Regions from separate parts of the Homo sapiens genome. Here region 1 is linked to region 2. A link is a contact called in ENCODE Hi-C or POLR2A ChIA-PET data. All regions are on one chromosome and are shown on one strand. The core of a region is the stretch at or near the end of the contact, and the rest is flanking DNA. Distances in the headings are between cores, read along the strand shown. Region 1 has its middle 47 kb from the start of RBM33-DT. Region 2 holds the start of LINC03010 (long intergenic non-protein coding RNA 3010).

Region 1 (2,757 bases), core at 57-2,556, 220 kb before region 2:
TAAGAAAGACAAAGTAGATTTTTTGACCTTTGAATTCTTCAATTACCATGCCAAGCTTTCAAGACAATTAAGCCATAAATATTCTTTATATAGGATCTTAGCTTTCTTAATCCCTGATTGAGACCTTGCGCTGCAGGAGCGTGGTGGTGCAAAAGCATTGTCTCAGAGGATGCAGACGTGTTAATAAAAGGTGGGTTGTCAAATGTGTTTAGAAAGAAAATAACGAAGAGAGAACATCATTTGCCTTTCTTAGGTGTCCTGACGATATCACGGTGGGCATTGAACGCTCCTTGAGCTCCCGCTTGGTTTCTGCTCTTTCTGAGCCTTGGTGCTGCCATCTGCTGGCCGTCCTCGGCACTGCGTGTGAACGGCTCCTGAGAAAGGACCAGTTTTAGAATATGGGGCTGAAATGATGACTGAGGGTTTAAGCCTGTTTTATATTTCTGGAGAATATGTAATATGAGCATATGTTGTTAAATATGGCCTGTTAATTCACTCAAAATTGAACAAATGCTCCGGAACAATCCAGATTTGCAGTTTGATGCTCCCATATTGGCTCTGCAACAACTTTGATGGTGGTGGAGCTGGTGATGGTGATGGTGGTGATGATGATAAGGAAAAGCTAGAGATCTTGTTGACGTTATATAAAAGGTCCTTGAACAGCAGAGTTGGTATAGGATTTTAGAGAATGCTTGAGTAACTGGAACTCCTTCGGGAAGCCATCGCATTGAAGGTTGCAGACTTTCTTTGTTTCGTCTGTTCAAAGGGAAATCAGGGGCAGGGGATAGGAAATTCAAACCAGGCTGGGTAGGTATATTCTGCTTTAGAAAAATCAGATTTTCAAAACTCGAATTCATAAGGTGAATAACTTAAAAGTAGCACTTGATTAATTGCATTACAAAGGAATTCTTCTGTTTGGGAAAATATGCTTCCTATTTCTTTCAAATATCTTTTATTCACTTAAAATAATTGGGTTAACACATTGTTCATAACATCATTCATTTTGGGGGGTGCAGAAACACCAGTATCTTAAACCTACTTTGAAATGCAAGATCTTATCAATCTTTATTATTCTTAGATGCAAATTTTGCATGGGTTAAATGGTGAAAGTAAAAGGAGACGCATCTGCAAGTCAGTTTCAAACTGAAATATGAATCATCAAATACCTTTTAGTATTTGATGAAAGATGCACATTTTTCTTTTCCTTTCTAGTCAGAAGATTTTCTTTCACAATCAATTTCCTGCTGGGAAAGCATGAGGACTGATCTATGGGAGCAGAACAAGCCCATTTAGGCCACTTCAAAAATGCAGTACACTTGGCAAGGCCAGTCTGAGACCCAGTTAATGATTCACAGTTTAGAAAGATATGCCTGCTTGTAGATCCAAGTTCTCAACTTAGTAGTTTATTTAGTCTAAGTTTGTGTTCTCATTAGGAGCTCTCAGTCCATCAAATGGCTATTAGGAAAGAAAACAAAATCAAAATGAGCTTTGGGAACCAAACCTCAACGTAGGCCTGGGCTGTCACTCTCCACCCCACATTGCCATGTTTACGTGTTTTTAATGAGTGAGGAGCCCTTCTCATAGGGGCCAACCCCAGACAGCTTGGATGGGACACGGAGACACAGGATGTTCAGCACAGACACCCCCCAGCTGCTCAGTGCTGAGGAGGCATTCATGAGCTTGCTGCTGTGGTTCGGAAGAACTCCAAAGCTAGACACCCTGTTGGTAGATGCTTGTGTGATGTGTCCAGTTGGGTGAGGCTTGGGACTAAGGTGATCCAGGTGGCCTTTAAGAGATTTGCAGTTGAGGAATATTTTTGGCCGATGAGTAAGTCTCAGGAATCCTGCCTGCTTTGGGCAGCAAAAAGAACATTCCTCACCTTCCAGGTCAGGCAGATGGCTCATGCCTGTAATCCCAGCACTTTGGGAGGCCAAGGCGGGAGGCCAATCATGAGGTCAGGAGATGGAGACCATCCTGGCTAAAACGGTGAAACCCCGTCTCTACTAAAAATACAACATATTAGCTGGGCGTGGTGACATGTGCCTGTAGTCCCAGCTACTTGGGAGGCTGAGGTGGGAGAATCACTTGAACCTGGGAGGCAGAGGTTGCAGTGAGCCGAGATCGCGCCACTGCACTCCAGCCTGGGTGACAGAGCGAGACTCCGTCTAAAAAAACCAAAACCAAACCAAAACAAAACGTTCCCCACCTTCTGGAGATGAGGCATCAACACTGCAAACAGAAGGGAAAACTGTGGCAACTTCAGAAGGCATCATTTTAGGAATTTGAAGGTAAATGAATATGCACATATTTCTAGATGCAAAATGTGTCTGGATAATTTTAGAACCGTTTTGCATCTCCATTGCTTTTTGAAGCTCCCACAGGTACAAAATGCAGCCGTTTTCCTAAACACCTGCTTAGTTTCTTGATCTAGTTAGATGAAAGAGCAGAACTATGAAAAATTACTCCGACAAGCATTCCTTTCATCTTCAGGCAGTAAACCATCTTTAAAATCTGATGAAAATGCTTTGAAACAAATAAAATAGCTGGATGTGGGATTCCCTGGAGAGAGACTAGGCATTTTCCCATGTTCCTCAGTTGCAAAACCAGATGTTTTGGAGTCAGAAAACTGTGGTTTTAAAATGTAAAGCCTAAATTCTTGACTTCTCTGCCCTCCTGTGACCATCATTTTAATGTGTGCAATTTATTTTTGATAATTAATCGTTTCTTTGCTCCCCCTCCTAGGTTCTGTGGTTTTTG
Region 2 (2,718 bases), core at 46-2,545:
TGAAATAAATTTGCACCATGAGAGAGTAGGTCCAACTCTGCACAAATTAAAACAAAACACAACAAAAAATGTTTCAGCCAGAAGTAACATTCGACATGGTCTACCCCCATCAGCTCCTTTTACAGGTGAGGAAGTGGAGGCCTAAAAAGCTGGGAAGACTTGCTCAAGGTTATGCTCAAGGTTACATCCACCTCTTCCTGCAGGGTAGAGGCTGGAGGGTCTCAGAAAGGCTCCCTCCCTCCCTTCCTGCTTCACAGCTGGGGACTGGAGGCCCAGATCCAGACCCAGAAGCTGGAAAGAAATCCCAGGTTGTGAGGCCCGTCCTCCCACTCAGCCCCCAACTCTAGGCCTGGGACCCTCCACAGCCCTCCAGGCACCAGGGGACCAATCGGGATGGAACCAGCCCCTCAAGACCCAGGGCCACTACCTAGCAAGTCCCTCCTTATCTGGGTAGCCTATACCCCCCACCTTGCCTTCCCCAGACCCTGTGCTAGGGACCCCTGCCTCAGGAAGTGAGCCCTACTGAACAGATGGGGGGCGGCATTTGTGGCTCGCGGCCTCTTTCTCTGTCCCTCCCTCCCGGCCTGCCCCCTGCCCTTCGAAGAAATTGAATTCCAAGGAGGAAGAGGGGAGAAAGAACACCCAAACCCCTGCCTTCTCACTGCATAAATACCTAAATCCCGGGTCCTCCAGAGCCTGCCTGGAGCCTGCCAGCCGCTGCCTGCGGTCCTGCCCACAGCCTGAGGTCCCGGCCTGCACCTCCTCATAAGCCCACACTGGCGGTGCCATGCCATGGGCTCCCCTGGGCTCCCTCTGCCGCCCAGCCTGCCCCGCACACTCCACTCGCGCCGCCCGCCCTTTGCTGCAGGACGGGGCCAGCCAGGGCAACTCTCCGCAGCCCAGAGCTCTCGTCCCTTGAATCCTGCCGGTGGAGCAGGGGGCAAGGGGGAGCCAGGCACGCCCAGCCCCGGACCCGCAAGCAGGGACCCTCGGGGCGGCGGTCCGCACAGGGCAGGGGCTGCTGGAGACCCGCGGCCCCCACCCCCGACACTCACCGCGCGGTGCCCAGCGCGCGCCAGGGCTCCCATCAAGTCCTCTCGGAGCCCGCAGCAGGCTCCCACTTCTGTTTTTCTCTGACAGCCATGCAGGCAGCAGGCCTTCAGCCAGGCTCCCCGCCGCGCTTCCACGCACGCACACTCACAGTCACGCTCGTGCACACTCGCACGCACACGCACGCTCACGCTCATGCACACTCACACTCACATTCGTGTACATGTACACATTCACACCCGCATGCACACTCAAACTCACGCTCACGCACACTCACGCTCGTGCACGCGCACGCATACACACGCCCGCGCTCACACGGACACGAGAACTCGCCCCGCTGCGCGCCTGGCTCCCGGGACGCCTGGAGCTGGGGAGCGAGGGCCCCGGACGCCTGTAGCCGCCAGGGGAGGCCGGAGGGGCAGACGGGTGCAGAGAGCAGCCGGAAAGGCAGTGCCCGGCCACCAAGAGGCCGATTACTTGAGGGGCCTGAGGTGTGGAGCCCAGGCCGAAGACCCTGGGTGCGAGAAGGCAGCGGCCAGGAGGCCGCCCTAGAGCCTCGGGAGCGGGCGGGGGAAGGGGGATGTCCACGGAGACCAGAGTTGGTGGCTCTGACCGAGGAGGGCCTCGCGCTCCCCACGCCACTTGGCAGGGCTGGGGACACGCGCCCTCTCCCCCCTCTCCCTGGGGCCGCGCAGGGCTGTACCCGGGCTCTGCCCAGATCCCCTCGGAGCGGAAGATGCAAGTTGGCTTTTGTCTGACCCGGTCAGACAGAGCCGTTCTGTGGGATAAAGGCTTAACGCTCCGTGAACACGCAGAAAAAGCTCCGCGCTGGCCCTCTGACAATCCCATTGTCTCGGGCCTGAGCCCGGCGGTTTGGTCTGAAAGCGCCAAGTTCATGACATTTCAAAGAGCAATGATACTGGGAGAGGGGGGTGGGCAGGGGAGGGAGGGGTGTGCAGGAGAAATACATTCCTAAAATACGAAGTAACAGTATCTGACTCCCTCGCCAGCGCGTTCCTCAGCTCAGCCCCCTGCCCCACCCTCCACGAACCCATTCAGACCGAATCCCCTTCTCCAGCCCCGTGTGGACCCAGAGCCAGGCTGCAAAAGTCAGGATCACCAGGGACTGCGGTTTGGAAGGTGAAGGTGTGAAAAGATGCCCAAGTAGCTGCGTGGAAGCTTCCTGGAATGTCAGCAGAGTGACAGCAGCCGTTTAGCACAAGCTCCCATTGTCTGCACTGCCCCACAAGATAAGAATTTGCCAAAAAGGACTTTAGGTGCCCACATGAGTTTATTTTAAAGAGCTAGAGTGTTACTGTTTTCTTTCATTTGTATTACTGTTCGTACTATATCCTTTAAAAAAAAAACTATTTTCTGAGCCAGGAAGCAAAGGAGCTTCCATTTTTAGTGTTTAATTTGTTTAATGTGCCTCGGCAAAAGCAAATAATTCCTGAGAGAAAGCAGAATCCTCAGGAAATTGAATGTGTTTTGTCTCCAGCGAAGTTTCCCTTGAGTGATTTCGTTTGCTTTCTGTCTCGCCAAGCAGGCTCTGCACTGGGACCTCCAGCAGGCTGGGGCCAGGCTGGGCAGTCTGCAGCCCCTCTCCCCACCTTAGGTGGTGAGGCTTCTCTGATCCTCAGCCCACTGGCCAGGTAAACTGTGCTCCCG

The links. A loop is a pair of places that touch in the nucleus more often than their neighbours do. ChIA-PET counts read pairs that join two places held with the same protein, here RNA polymerase II (POLR2A). Pooled maps may share reads with other maps.
Region 1: a map of mammary epithelial cell shows a loop between it and region 2 (12-fold over the local background). The contact joins the enhancer-like site here to the promoter of LINC03010 in region 2. A Hi-C loop is called at or near these places in 3 of 168 maps with a recorded cell type or tissue (MCF 10A, PC-9 and mammary epithelial cell), 1 of 37 single-sample maps with no recorded cell type and 7 of 50 pooled maps. POLR2A ChIA-PET finds 5 or more read pairs at or near these places in 1 of 52 experiments (GM10248).

Annotation. Positions count from the first base shown.
Region 1 is chr7:155,596,505-155,599,261 of GRCh38, reverse strand. No RefSeq gene overlaps it. Among named protein-coding and RNA genes, the nearest start is that of RBM33-DT, 47 kb to the left of the region's middle. RefSeq lists a silencer at 153-447. Within about 2 kb of position 1,306, at least 2 of the 41 ENCODE cell types and tissues checked have a DNase peak (open chromatin) inside an H3K27ac peak, as active enhancers do.
Region 2 is chr7:155,380,653-155,383,370 of GRCh38, reverse strand. It overlaps LINC03010 (long intergenic non-protein coding RNA 3010), which reads right to left and starts at 1,295. Exons shown (of 3, transcript NR_147174.1): 1 at 1,056-1,295. RefSeq lists enhancers at 426-1,237, 1,238-2,049.